Linked DNA regions of Homo sapiens: region 2 is linked to region 1. Evidence: read pairs that join two places in POLR2A ChIA-PET (ENCODE). Cell type or tissue: PC-3. All regions are shown on one strand. Links, peaks and the distances in the headings refer to the core of each region. The heading gives the core; the rest is flanking DNA.

The links. ChIA-PET counts read pairs that join two places held together with the same protein. Peaks named below come from ENCODE experiments on the same cell type or tissue, not always from the same donor. Only the 100,000 strongest peaks of a DNase experiment are listed, where the experiment ranks them.
Region 2: POLR2A ChIA-PET joins it to region 1 with 9 read pairs; 2 of 35 experiments call an interaction of 5 or more read pairs at or near these places.

Annotation. Positions count from the first base shown.
Region 1 is chr13:20,850,956-20,859,028 of GRCh38, reverse strand. XPO4 (exportin 4) reads left to right here. Exons shown (of 23, transcript NM_022459.5): 4 at 3,264-3,402. Among named protein-coding and RNA genes, the nearest start is that of XPO4, 48 kb to the left of the region's middle. In PC-3, for the core only: no CTCF peak of the experiment used is centred there; no DNase peak of the experiment used is centred there.
Region 2 is chr13:21,067,749-21,072,748 of GRCh38, reverse strand. LOC105370104 (a long non-coding RNA gene) reads right to left here. Exons shown (of 4, transcript XR_941728.1): 2 at 2,692-2,773; 3 at 409-445. Among named protein-coding and RNA genes, the nearest start is that of LATS2, 8.7 kb to the right of the region's middle. In PC-3, for the core only: no CTCF peak of the experiment used is centred there; DNase peaks (open chromatin) are centred at 1,598 and 2,958; H3K4me3 peaks cover 771 bases; H3K27ac peaks cover 1,270 bases.

The DNA.
Region 1 (8,073 bases), core at 3,068-8,067:
TCATTTTGATAATTTAGAAGCTAAAGTAATTAGTTTGATTGTAGAGTTGATTGTAGGGTTCCACATTGAAATAGCTCACATATATATATATATATATATATATATACACACACACATATATATATATATTTTAATTTTTTCTTTTTTTGTTTTTTCTTGAGACGAAGTCTTGCTCTGTCACCCAGGCTAGAGTGCAATGGCGCAATCTTGGCTCACTGCAACCTCTGCCTCCTGTGTTCCAGCGATTCTACTGCCTCAGCCTCTGGAGTAGCTGGGATTACAAGCATGCGCCACCATGCCCAGCTAATTTTTTGCATTTTTAGTAGAGACGGGGTTTCACCATTTTGGCCAGGCTGGTCTCGAACTCATGACCTCATGATCCGCCCTCCTTGACCTCCCTAAGTGCTAAGATTACAGGCATGAGCCACCACACCTGGCTTACATACATATTTTTTATCTCAAACATTTTTTTTAAGAGAGAGAGTCTTGCTGTGTTGCCCAGGCCAGAATGTGGTGGTAAACACACCCTTTTTCCAGTAGAGGCTCAGTTAACATTTTGTCACATTTAATTTCTCTCTTATGTATATGTACATTTTTTACCCTTAACTATTCGAGAGTGCCACAGACATCATGATACTTTAGCCTTAAAGTTCTTGAACGTGTCTCTTCTGAAAGCATAATCTCAATACTCTTGATATAATTGGCATATTTATATGATCTAACAATTCTGATTCCATATTCTGAGTTTCCCAATTGTCTGAATAATATTTACATCCTTTTTCCTTTATACTTTTTTTTTGGTATTGCAGTCTGTCACTTCAGATCTATTAATATTTGCTTTATTTAGGTACAGTAGGTTTTTTTTTAATCTAGGTGAGCCAGAGATTGTACAGTGTATTTAGTCATGTCTCTTTTAATCTAGAATAATTGTGTGCTCTTTTTTGCCTTTCATGACACAGATATTTGTATCTTGTAGAATGCCCTACAGTGTGGATTAGATTCAAGTTAAACGTTTTTGGCATACTGCATAGGTAGAATACTATAGGCTATGTAGTAGACTATTACATAAATAATGTGTACTTCCCATTACATGCACAGAATTTTTTCTTTTTTATTTTTTCCTCTTAATTGAAATAAAATTTGTATACAGTGAAATGCACAATGTCCTTTATGAAAGAGGCAAGTGTAGCATAGTGGTCAAGAAAGGGATTTGCACCCTACTTCTGCCACTTAACTCTGCAGCATTGGGCAGATTACTTCTTTGTGCATTAATTTTCTGATTTGATTTTTTTGTTTGTTTTTGAGATGGAGTCTCGCTCTGTTGCCCAGGCTGGAGTGCAGTGGCGCAGTCTCAGCTCACTGCAAGCTCCGCCTCCCGGGTTCATGCCATTCTCCTGCCTCAGCCTCCCGAGTAGTTGGGACTACAGGTGCCTGCCACCACGCCTGGCTAATTTTTTTTTTTTTTAGTAGAGACGGGGTTTCACCGTGTTAGCCAGGATGGTCTCTATCTCCTGACCTCGTAATCCGCCTGCCTTGGCCTCCCAAAGTGCTGGGATTACAGGCGTGAGCCACTGCGCCCGGCCTTCTGATTTGATTTTTAAATGGAGTGAATAATAGTAGTAGTATCATGGGGATTAGATGTGTTAATATTTGTGAAACCAGTTCATATAAATTCTTGCATATAGTAAGCATTCAATAAATGGTAGCTATTATTTATTCTAATAATAATTTTAATTCTTGCCAGTAGAGATATTTAAAACTATGTTTGTGTACATTTGTAGTCATAGTCTTCAGCTTTATGTACATTTTCTAGTAGTAGTCAGTGCCTATGAAACTATTCTGTCCCCCTAAAAGTACAGAAATTCCCTTTGGCCAACTAATATTCTTATGCATAGTAGGATCTCTGCATTTATTTGCTTAATGAGTGAAAGATAAATGGTTCAAGTGTATGTTTTGAAGGAATGTTTTTTCACTTCAGTCTTGACGATAGGGAGACATATTTATTCATCTGTATAAATATCTAATAAATGCATGTTATGCAGCAGGTAGTGTGCTTTGCATATGCTAGTGTGCATAGAGTGGGTGGCTGATCTGGGAGCTAGTGAACCAGTAGTAACAGATATGTCCTGTCATGTGAGGGTGCCGTGGGAGCCCTTAGTAATAACTTTCTGGAGAAAGTGACGTCATAATCTTGGGAGAGGGAATAGAAGTTCAGAGGCCTGGAAGTCAAAAGAGTGTGGAGTGAGGAACTGAAAGGTCAATATGTCTGCAGTTGTGCGTGTGTGTGGAAGGGCAGAAGTCAAGGAGAGGAGCAGCCACTGGTGGCTATAGGTGGGTCTCCAAACTGGGACACTTTTGAGAGTGAAATAAAGAACGACTAATAATTATTTGGGGCAACAGGTGAATTGAGGCTGTCCCAGGAAAGCTAGAATGGTTCCCACTGCTTATAAGCCATGTTAAGGGGTTTGGGTTTATTCCAGGGGCACTTGGTGGTTGTATCTTTGTGGGATTCCAGAGGCTAGATTATAAAGTTTGGGATTATGTTTTCTGATCCTTATCTTTCAGAAAAGATTGTGAAAAGTCAATTAAGTTTCTGTGCCCTTGTGGTCAAATGGGCTTGGTAAAATGCCTCCACTTGGGATGGGTGCTTCTGTCATCACATGGAGGAACAGAACCTAGATATGAACATTTTGAATGTTTGTGTGTGTGTGTTTTACAATTTTATGTTTCCATAATGATGTATCTCGGATAGCTAGTATGTTGCCTTTTCACATTAAAGGGAAATGGGATTTAGGATTAGATTAGTAGTTGTAGACGTAGGTTAGATCAGAATTTATCTCCAGACTAGTGGAATCTTAATCTTAGTGATTTTTTTCCCTACAAATATTTAACAGGGAGCTGACTTACATCTGTTGAACACTTCCTGGAGCAAATAACACTTGTATAGTGCTTAGTATGTACTGGGCACAGTTCTAGGAACATTTAACCCTTATAATAACACTAGTAGTGTTATTCTCATTTTACAGATTGAAAACCAAGGCCCTGAATGCTAACTGTCTTGCCCAGGGTCATACAGCCCGTCCACAATGGAGCCTGGGTTTGAACCCAGGCCTCCTGGCTTTGGAGTCTGTACATAACCCTTTGGCTCTTCTACTCTCACATGTAAGCAATGTTATTAGTAGCTTCAGGCATAGAGAGAAGTTTGGGAGTATTCTTGTATTAGATTTAGGTAAATTTTTCACAATGATTTTTATGTTTTACAGCCTTCAAAAGTATGTTCGGGAACAGATTCTACTAGCAGTAGCAGTAATTGTAAAAAGAGGATCATTAGATAAATCAATTGACTGCAAAAGCATTTTTCATGAAGTCAGCCAGTTGATTAGTAGTGGCAATCCCACTGTGGTAAGTGTGCTATTTGTATTTATAAATATTAACAATTTATATTTTCTGTTACACAAATAGCATTATAGCAAGAGTAATGGATATCTACATAAAAATAGTGAAAAAGCTATCAGTCAAGCAATTTTCATTTGTTCAGGTTTTCTTCTAGTCTTTTTTTTTTTTTTTCCCTTGTGACAAGAGTTTTGCTCTTGTTGCCCAGGCTGGAGTGCAATGGCATGATCTTGGCTCACCGCAACCTCTGCCTTCCGGGTTCAAGCAATTCTCTTGCCTCAGCCTCCCAAGTAGCTGGGATTACAGGCATGTGCCACCACACCTGGCTAATTTTGTATTTTTAGTAGAGACAGGGTTTCTTCATGTTGGTCAGGCTCGTCTCAAACTCCCGACCTCAGGTGATCCGCCTGCTTCTGCCTCCCGAAGTGCTGGTATTACAGGTGTGAGCCACTGCGCCTGGCCTAGTCTTTTTAAATATATATGTACATAATATAAATGCAGTGTACTTTGCTTTTTCGTTTGATTCTGTATTTTCCATGTTGCCATAAATATTCATAATCATTATTTTAATTGTTATAAAATATTATAAGTTAATATGCCATAATATTGTTAGCCGTTTCTATTGAACTTTGTTTTGCCATTTCTAATAAACCTTTGACAGCTACTAGTGAATACAGAAGTGTTTGAATAAAGTAGAAAATATCTGACATGAAAATAATTAAAAGTTGCTGTCCTAATAGGCCATGGGACTTCAGGAGTTACTGTCAACTGAACAAATTAGGGGTTATTGTTCTTGGCTGAATTAGTTTGGGAAGCATGGTTCTCCCACCCTCTCCACTCTCCTGTCCACCTTTTAGAGAGCTGGAGTTGTGCCTGGAGAGTGGCTGTTTGGTTGTAATCACTCTGTCTGAGGCAGGAGGAGTTGCGGTTGCTATTAATGATTAGCTGTGATTCTTTGTTTAACCTATCAACTTTTATCACCTGAATGATATTTAACTCATATAGAATTGAGATTGGTAATACTTGGCCATTCTGAGTCTCGGATATTATTACATCTTTAAGTATTTTGGGTAGCTTATTACCTTTACAATTTATTTAATCATTTTAAAGATATCTATGTGAGGCTATGTACCTTATAACTGTTTGTTAATTCCTTTTGTCTTCAGTGGCCCCTCAGTTAATGGATGTGATTTTAACGATGTAGTTGATGCTTTGAGGTTGAGATGCTGTGGTGTATTTTAGGAGGGCCACATACATTGTCCCTTGCTTTCCACAATATCTTGGATCTCTTCTCTTCTGCCTTCCTGTCCATCACTTTTCACCGCACACAGCTATGCGCTCAACTCACTCTCCCAGCCATCTGCCTCCACTCTGCTTAGGACCGCAGACTGATACCTCAGGAGTCTAGACCCACGGAATCTGTAAGCAAGCTGATCAGGACTTTGGAACTTACTATATATACCCTACGTGTTTTTTGTTTTCCTTAGAAATTCATCAATGGTCTTGTGTTTGTTCTTTTTTTTCCTTAACTTTATTGAGAAGTAATTTACATGCATTACTATGTCTGTCTAAAATGCACACCTCGTTAAGTTGTGACTGTTGTGTATACCAGTAAACTCCTACCATAGTCAAGATACAGAACATTTTTATTTACATCTTGATTTTTGATTGTGTGATATTAAGTTTTATGCCATTTTTGTGGCAAATTTCAAGAGTAGTGCTGTCCAGTAGAACTTACTGTGTTGAAAGAAGTGTTCTATGTCTGTGCTCCCCAATATGTAGCCACTACACTGGCCACTTGTGGCAGTTGGTGATGTGAAATGTGGCTAGGGTGACTGAAGAACTGAATTTTCTAATTTTTTAAATTTTAATTTAAATTCAAATAGCCACACATAGTTAGTGACAAACGTATTGGATAGTGTCATTCTAAAGACCGATAATTTAATTTTATGGCCCCTTTACTTAATCTTAGTATTGTGAAATTTAATTTTTGTATAAAACTAATAAATTTGAAAGTATATATGTTTGAATCTTTACATTCTATAAGTCATTTTGATTTTATGAAGTGGGAATATTTCTTGAAAGAAGGGTTCATATTAAATTTTTGAGGTGAAAATTATGGGGAGCTACTTTTTTTAAATTTAAGAGACAGGGTGTAATGCAGTGGTGCATAGCTCACTTCAGCCTCAGTCTCCTGGGCTCAGCCAATCCTCCCACCTCCCACCTCAGCCTCTCGAGTAGCTGGGATTAAGGTACAGGCTACTGTACCTGGGTAGGAAGCTATTTTTTTTTTTTTTTTGAGACAGGGTCTCACTTGCTCTGTTGCACAGTCTGTGGAGTGCAGTGATATGATTACAGCTCACTGCAGCCCCGACCTCATGGGCTCAGTCTTCCCACCTTAGTCTCTCCTGAGTAGCTGGGACTATCGGCACAAGCCACCACTCCTGGCTAATTTTTAAAGTTTTTTTGTAGCGATGAGGTTTCACTATGTTGCCTAGGCTGGTCTCGAACTCCTGGGCTCAAGTGATCTCTTGCCTCAGCCTTCCAAAATGCTGGGATTACAGATGTGAGCCACCACGGCTGGCCATGGGAAGCTATTTTTACTTAGAGTAATATAAATTGTGGTAGTAGATATAGTCTCCATTTCTGATCAGCATGTCATGAGCTTTAGATAAATCAATTGACCGCAAAAGCATTTTCCATGAAGTCAGCCAGTTGATAAGTAGTGGTAATCCCACTGTGGTTAAGTGTGCTATTTGTATTTATAAATATTAACAATTTATATTTTCTGTTACACAAATAGCATTATAGCAAGAATAATGGATATCTACATAAAAAAAGTGAAAAGGCTCTCAGTCAAGCAATTTTCATTTGTTCAGGTTTTCTTCTAGTCTTTTTTAATATATGTATATAATATAGATGTGGTGTACCTTGCTTTCTCATTTGATTCTGTATTTTCCATGTTGCCATAAATATTCATAATCATTATTTAAATGTTATAAAATATTATAATCAAATATACCATAATATTCAAATATACCAAATATAATATTACCAAATATTATAAGATTTGTTCATGAGATGCTGATGCTTCAGCAGTGTCTACACGAGTTGTATAATGGTAATCTTGTCATTTCTATGAATTTGTTCGAATTTGCTTCCAAACTAATGGCCATGTGCATTATCCAATGTTGGTCATCATCGATAGCCTGGGGAAAAAGAAGTGGTGGATATACTTAGATAAAAATAGCAGAGAAAAGGTTTGCAACTGAGGCTGCTACTTGGAAATATTATCCTTGCCCCCAATGCCCTGAATCAAGTTGCACTTCATATTTTAGATTTCACTTAAGAACATCTTGTTTCATTTTGACAGTGTGCAGTAAAGGAGTCCAGCTCCTTGTGACAGACAGGATTTAAACTTGAGGAACATTACTAGTAACTCTGAGATCTATCTATTTATGACTAATGCCTTTCCCTTGTTAGTTTGGTGATCATTCCAGCCAGGATTTTGGTATTGGGGTAGAATTTATGCGGCCTGCCCTCACCCCCTACAAGTAGCTTGTTGGCACTGGGACGGCGCAGGCGAAGGGTCAAGAGTCCCTTGCCTCTCTCAGGAATGAGCACATACTTGGGAACTGAGTTCTCTGCTTCCTTTCCCCTTGGGTAATTTGACCCAGCACAAAAACTAGTCCCACTGCAACCTGGCAATTGGATTTTTTTGGAGCCACTGAAATAACTGATCTTCTGAGAATGATTGGAACAGATATAGCTGTTCAGTTAGAGAAGATTTTGCTCTCTTCATAGTGTGTACACTTTGAGAATAGTGGATAAATGTAATATTCTCATGAAAGACTCCAAAGTTTTTTTTAAAGTCAAATTTCTGTCTTTCTTTCTTTCTTTCTTTCTTTTTTTTTTTTTTTTTTTGTGAGACCGGGTCTTGCTCTGTTGCCTCGGCTGGAGGGCAATGGTGTAGTCTTGGCCTACTGCAGCCTTGACCTCCCCATGCTCAGGTGATTCTTCTACCTTAGCCTCCTGAGTAGCTGGGACTACAGGTGCATGCCACCACACTGAGCTAATTTTTTGTATTGTTGTAGAGACAGGGTTTTGCTATGTTGCCCAAGCTGGTCTCAAACTTCCAGGCTCAAGCAATCTGCCCACCTTGGCCTCCCAAAGATTATAGGTGTGAGCCAACCATGCCTGGCCTAAAGTCAAATTTTTAATACCAGGGCTGAGAACTACTGTAATAGTAGGAAATCAGTATACTTCAGTGGGAAGTAGAATTTAATTTCAGGATTGCAGGATGAAATTTATTTTGGTGACTACATTAAAAACATTAAATGTGAAAAATATTCTCTATATGGCAGGTTAAATGCATACACTGTCCCTATTTGTCCTTGCCCAGTAGCTTGAAACTAGCTCAATAGGAAGGCCTAAAAAATGAAGTTCAGACATTTTCTTATATCATCCTCTCTTCTTCTTGGACTGTTAAGAATTTGTAAGTGGTTCAAGAATTTACTTAATGTTTTCATAGTCTCAGATATAAATGACAGTGAACAAGATGATTAAAACCTCTGTAAGAAAGGAGAATGATAACTGATCAGAACATTGATTTAGTATTGGCTATAAACTTTCTTTATAAAGGTGACTTTTAAGAGAGATTTGAAAAGTAGAAAAAATTAA
Region 2 (5,000 bases), core at 1-5,000, 220 kb before region 1:
TGGCTCACGCCCTGTAATCCCAGCACTTTGGGAGGCCAAGATGGGCGGATCACTTGAGGTCAGGAGTTTGAGACCAGCCTGGCCAACATGGTGAAACCCCGTCTCTACTAAAAATACAAAAATTAGCTGGGCGTGGTGGCGTGCACCTGTAGTCCCAGCTACTCGGGAGGCTGAGGCAAGAGAATCATTTGAACCCAGCAGGCGAAGGCTGCAGTGAACTGAGATCGTGCCACTGGACTCTAGTCTGGGCAACAGAGTGAGACTCCATCTCAGAAAAAAAAAAAAAAGAAAAGAAAAAAAAACTAAAAATAAAATAGAACCATTAACCATTATAACAATATACTGTAATAAAAGTTATGTGAATTTGGTCTCTCTCTCTCCCAAAATATCTTACTGTATTGTACTCACCTATTTTCTGACCTTGGTTGACAGTAGGTAACTGAATCTGTGAAAAGCAAAGTCACAGGTAAGGGGGGACTACTGAACCACAAACTTAGTGGCTGAAAGCAACATAACTTGATTATCTTATAGTCCTGTAGGTCAGAAGCCCAATGTTGATCTTGTTGGACTAAAACCAAGGAGCTGGAGAGCTGCATCCCTTCCTGGAGGCTCTAGCAAAGGGGCTGTTCCTGCTAGTTGGGCTTTTAGCCTAATTCAGGTCTTTGTGGTTTTAGGACTGGGGAGTGTTTCTTGCTGGCTGTTCTCAGCTTCTGGAAGCTGCTGCATCCCTTGACTTGTGGCCTCCATCTTCAAAACTAGCAGCAGGGTCAAGTCCTTCTTTTGCTGTTGCATCTTTCTAGCCTCCCCTTCTGCCTTCTACTGCTTTTAAGGACCCATTTGACTACGCTGGGCCCCACCTGAATAATCCAGCATAGTCTCCCCCGTTTAAGGTTTGTAACCACAACCACATCTACAGCTCCCCCTTTGCCAAGTCAGGTAACACAGTCACTGGTTTCAGTCATTAAGGCATGGACATCTTTGGGGGTGGCTATTATTCTGCCTACTGCAAATGAGAAGGATTTCAACCAAAAGAGAAACTGGGGAGGGGACATCCAGGCCTGGAAAGGCACAAGCAGGGTATGGGGACAGATCCTATGCAGGAAATAGCCATTTCATTGGACCTGGGCTCAAGTGATCCTCCTGCCTCAGCCTCCCAAGTAGCTGGGACTACAGGCATGTGCCACCATGCTGGGCTCTCCGAAATAATTTTTACAGCTTACTCCCCAAGTATTTGTTTGACTGTACATAATCGCAGAGCTGTGCCATCTCATCTGTCTACTTCTTTGTTTACTTCATTTCCCTATTTCTCTAACATCTTCCCTGCTCTCTCAGAAGTCCATTATCTGCATGCCTCAAATACCAGGCTTTCTCTGTGACTTTGTTCTGTCCTTTTCTCCTTCCAAGTATCTTTACCTCAAACATTAGTTCTTCCTCCCACCAATGTCTTTCTGAAGGCTATTAGCTCTAGGACATTTTTCGAGTTCCAACCTCAAACCCAAGAACTCTTTTTGGCCTGGGGTTACCAACTATCAAATACGATCTGCAGAGACTGCATCCTGATTTGTGTAGATTTCCCTTTGCTCTCTGAAATTTGGCAGCCTCTTGGTTACTGGCCGGCTTCCACTTCTGCAGGTGAATCACCTTATCATAATCTCATCATGGTTTTCATTATCAAACCCATTTATCAAGCAGGCAAAGATAACTCATTCGGTTTTTATTTATCAGCTCTGGTTGATAAAGCAAAATACTGAGGGTTTTTTTTTTTTTTTTAGGAGACGAGTCTCACTCTTTCACCCAGGCTGGAGTGCAGTGGCATGATCTTGGCTCACTGCAGCCTCGGCCTCCCGGGTTCAGCAGTTCTCCTGCCTCAGCCTCTGGAGTAGCTGGGACTATAGGCACACACCACCACACCCGGCTAATTTTTTTTTTTGTATTTTAGTAGAGACAGGTTTCACCATGTTGCCCAGGCTGGTCTCGAACTCCTGAGCTCAGACAGTCCTCCCACCTCGGCCTCCCAAAGTGCTAGGATTACAGGCGTGAGCCACCTCGCCCGGCTGATAAAGCAAAATACTGGTCTTAAGGTCAGGCATGGTGGCTCACGCCTGTAATCTCAGCACTTTGGGAGGCCGAGGCGGGATCACAAGGTCAGGAGATCAAGAACATCCTGGCTAACACAGTGAAACCCTGTTCTCTACTAAAAATATAAAAAAAAATTAGCTGGGCGTGGTAGCGGGTGCCTGTAGTCCTAGCTACTCGGGAGGCTGAGGCAGGAGAATGGCGTGAACCCGGGAGGCAGAGCTTGCGGTGAGCTGAGATCGCACCACTGCGTTCTAGCCTGGGCAACAGAGCGAGACTCCATCTCAAAAAAAAAAAAAAAAAAATACTGGTCTTAAAAGGAGCTGTAAAATAACAACCAAAACAACATTTAGTAGTTAATTTTAAATTCAAAGTTTAAAAACATATCATGAAAATGTTTCCTTTACAGTTACACAATTAAATATGTATTGTCAATTTAGATTAACTCAGATGACTTTGAAAATATTAGTTTTGTTATGGAAATGGATTCTTGTTGAGATGAGAGTTTGGGCCTTACCCTGTTGCTCCTAAAGCAAGTTTTACCAATGTTTACTGCAAACGTTTGATAAAAAATTTAAATGGAAGGTTTTGGAGCATATAGAATTAAAACTTCACCTTTTCAATGGGATGTTTCTTTTAATTATAGACAAAGCAGCATTCTGCTCAGGTCTGCAAATGAAATGGAAGTTGCAGCCAACTGTAAACGTAATGAGAAATGAGTAAATAGTTGGTGTTGCTGTCATAGCTCACTCAGCAGACAGAGTAAGCTTTCGGGGGACGTGGTAAGAAAAAAAATTGTTTTAGCAATTCTTCTCTTACTAACGTAAGTGTCAACACAAGAATTCTGTAAATGCAGAATGTGATTTGTATCTTCATAGTGTATCTTTGAGCTTTTCTGGGAATGAATCTTCTCAAATTATTGAGCAATTCTGACTTACGCAACCACATAGTTTATTACTCATCTGAGAAGCAGAGTGGCTATTTGGAGAATGAAGCTACACTTGGAGTCTCTGGAGGTGGCTGGAAAGGGAGGTCTGCGGGGACTGGTCAGGTGGTTGCCCTGGAAAGTTGCTGGAACCCTGGGCCTTCCCTAACTATGCATTAGAGGCTGTTGCTGTATTTTCCTGGAGATTCAGTTTTCCAAAATAGCTAAAAGCAAAGCAATTAGAAATAAATTAAAATCAGAGGAAAATGTACAGTCTCATGATTTTAATATTGGAAAACATGAATAAGAATTGAAATTTAATACTGAAGATTTTCTCCCCTGGTACCCAAATTGTTTTCATAATTGTACAAAATGAGAATTTGTAATGGTTACAATGGTTAAAATGGTAAGTTTTATGTAATGTATATTTTACCACAAATTTAAAAATACGATTTAAATTAAGAAAGAAAACTAGTGGCAAAACCTATTAAATAAAGGCTTTTTAAAAATACAAAATAGGCCAGGTGCGGTGTCTCACACCTGTAATCCCAGCAATTTGGGAAGCCGAGGCGGGTGGATCACTTTGAGCTCAGAAGTTTGAGACCAACCTGGCCAACATGGCGTAACCCTGTCTTTACTAAAAATACAAAAATTAGCCGGACGTAATGGCGCAGGCCTGTGGTCCCAGCTACTCAGTAGGCTGAGGCAGGAGAATCACTTGAACATGGGAGGCAGAGGTTGCAGTGAGCTGAGATTGCACCACTACACTCCAGCCTAGGTGACAGAGTGAGATTCTGTCTCAAACAAACAATAATAATAATAATACTCGTTGGGCGAGGTGGCTCATGCCTGTAATCCTAACACCTCGAGAGGCGGAAATCACCTGAGCCCAGGAGTACGGGACCAGCCTGGACAACATAGCGAAACACAGTGTCTACAAAAAATACAAAAATTAGCCAGGCGTGGTAGCATGCGTCTGTAGTCCCAGCTGCTGGGGAGACTGAGGTAGGAGGATCCCTTGAGCCTGGGAGGTCGAGGCTGCAGTGAGCCGTGATCATGCCACTGCACTCCAGCCTGGGTGACAGACCCAGACCCTGTCTCAAAAAAGCAAAAACAAACAAAACAGTAATACTCCACTTTTCCCTAAATCTGACGTCCAATATTATAAACTCTGTGGAAAATGTCTAGGAAATGAGGGAGCAAAAGGTCTTTTGATAGTTGAAATAGCTGTCAGAAAGTTCTGGTTCTCTGCATAGAAAAAAAGGTTTTAAGGATAAGAAGTTCTATTAGTTTTTACTTTACATATAATTTTAATAAGCTAAGCAATGTTTCTTTGCTAATAGATTAAAAGTTTAAAATTAATAAGGTATGATATATTACTAAAGACTGGATTCTTAATAGCAGAGAAAAAAATAGCTGATTACCTAACAGAGACAAAACAACTCTAAAGAAAAAACCAACTGAGGCAAAAGTTTTTCCTTCTACATTCACATTCAACACTCAACACACTTCTGGTCACCAAAACGTGTGGGTTTTTCCCATCACACACCAACTGGGTGTCCTAGAATAATTCAGTTCAATTCTGACACTATCTACCTGGAGTTAGTGCAGACCCCATAGGTTAAGGGCTCAGTCCTAGAATACTGCCCCCATTTGGGATGCCAATAGTAGGTTGTCACCTAAACTGGTAATCAACTGTCTGTAAATCACTTTTCACTACCCCTTCTCAGGTTTTATTAGTTTGCTAGGATGGCTTATAAAACTCATGGAGGCCGGGTGCAGTGGCTCATGCCTTTGGGAGGCCGAGGCCAGCAGATCACTTGAGGTCAGGAATTTGAGACAGCCTGGCCAACATGGTGAAACCCCGTCTCTACTGAAAAAAAATTAAAAAACAACAAAAATTACCCAGGCATGGTGCCGCACGCCTGTAATTCCAGCTACTCGGGAGGCTGAGGCAGGAGAATCACTTGAACCCGGGAGGCGGAGTTTGCAGTGAGCT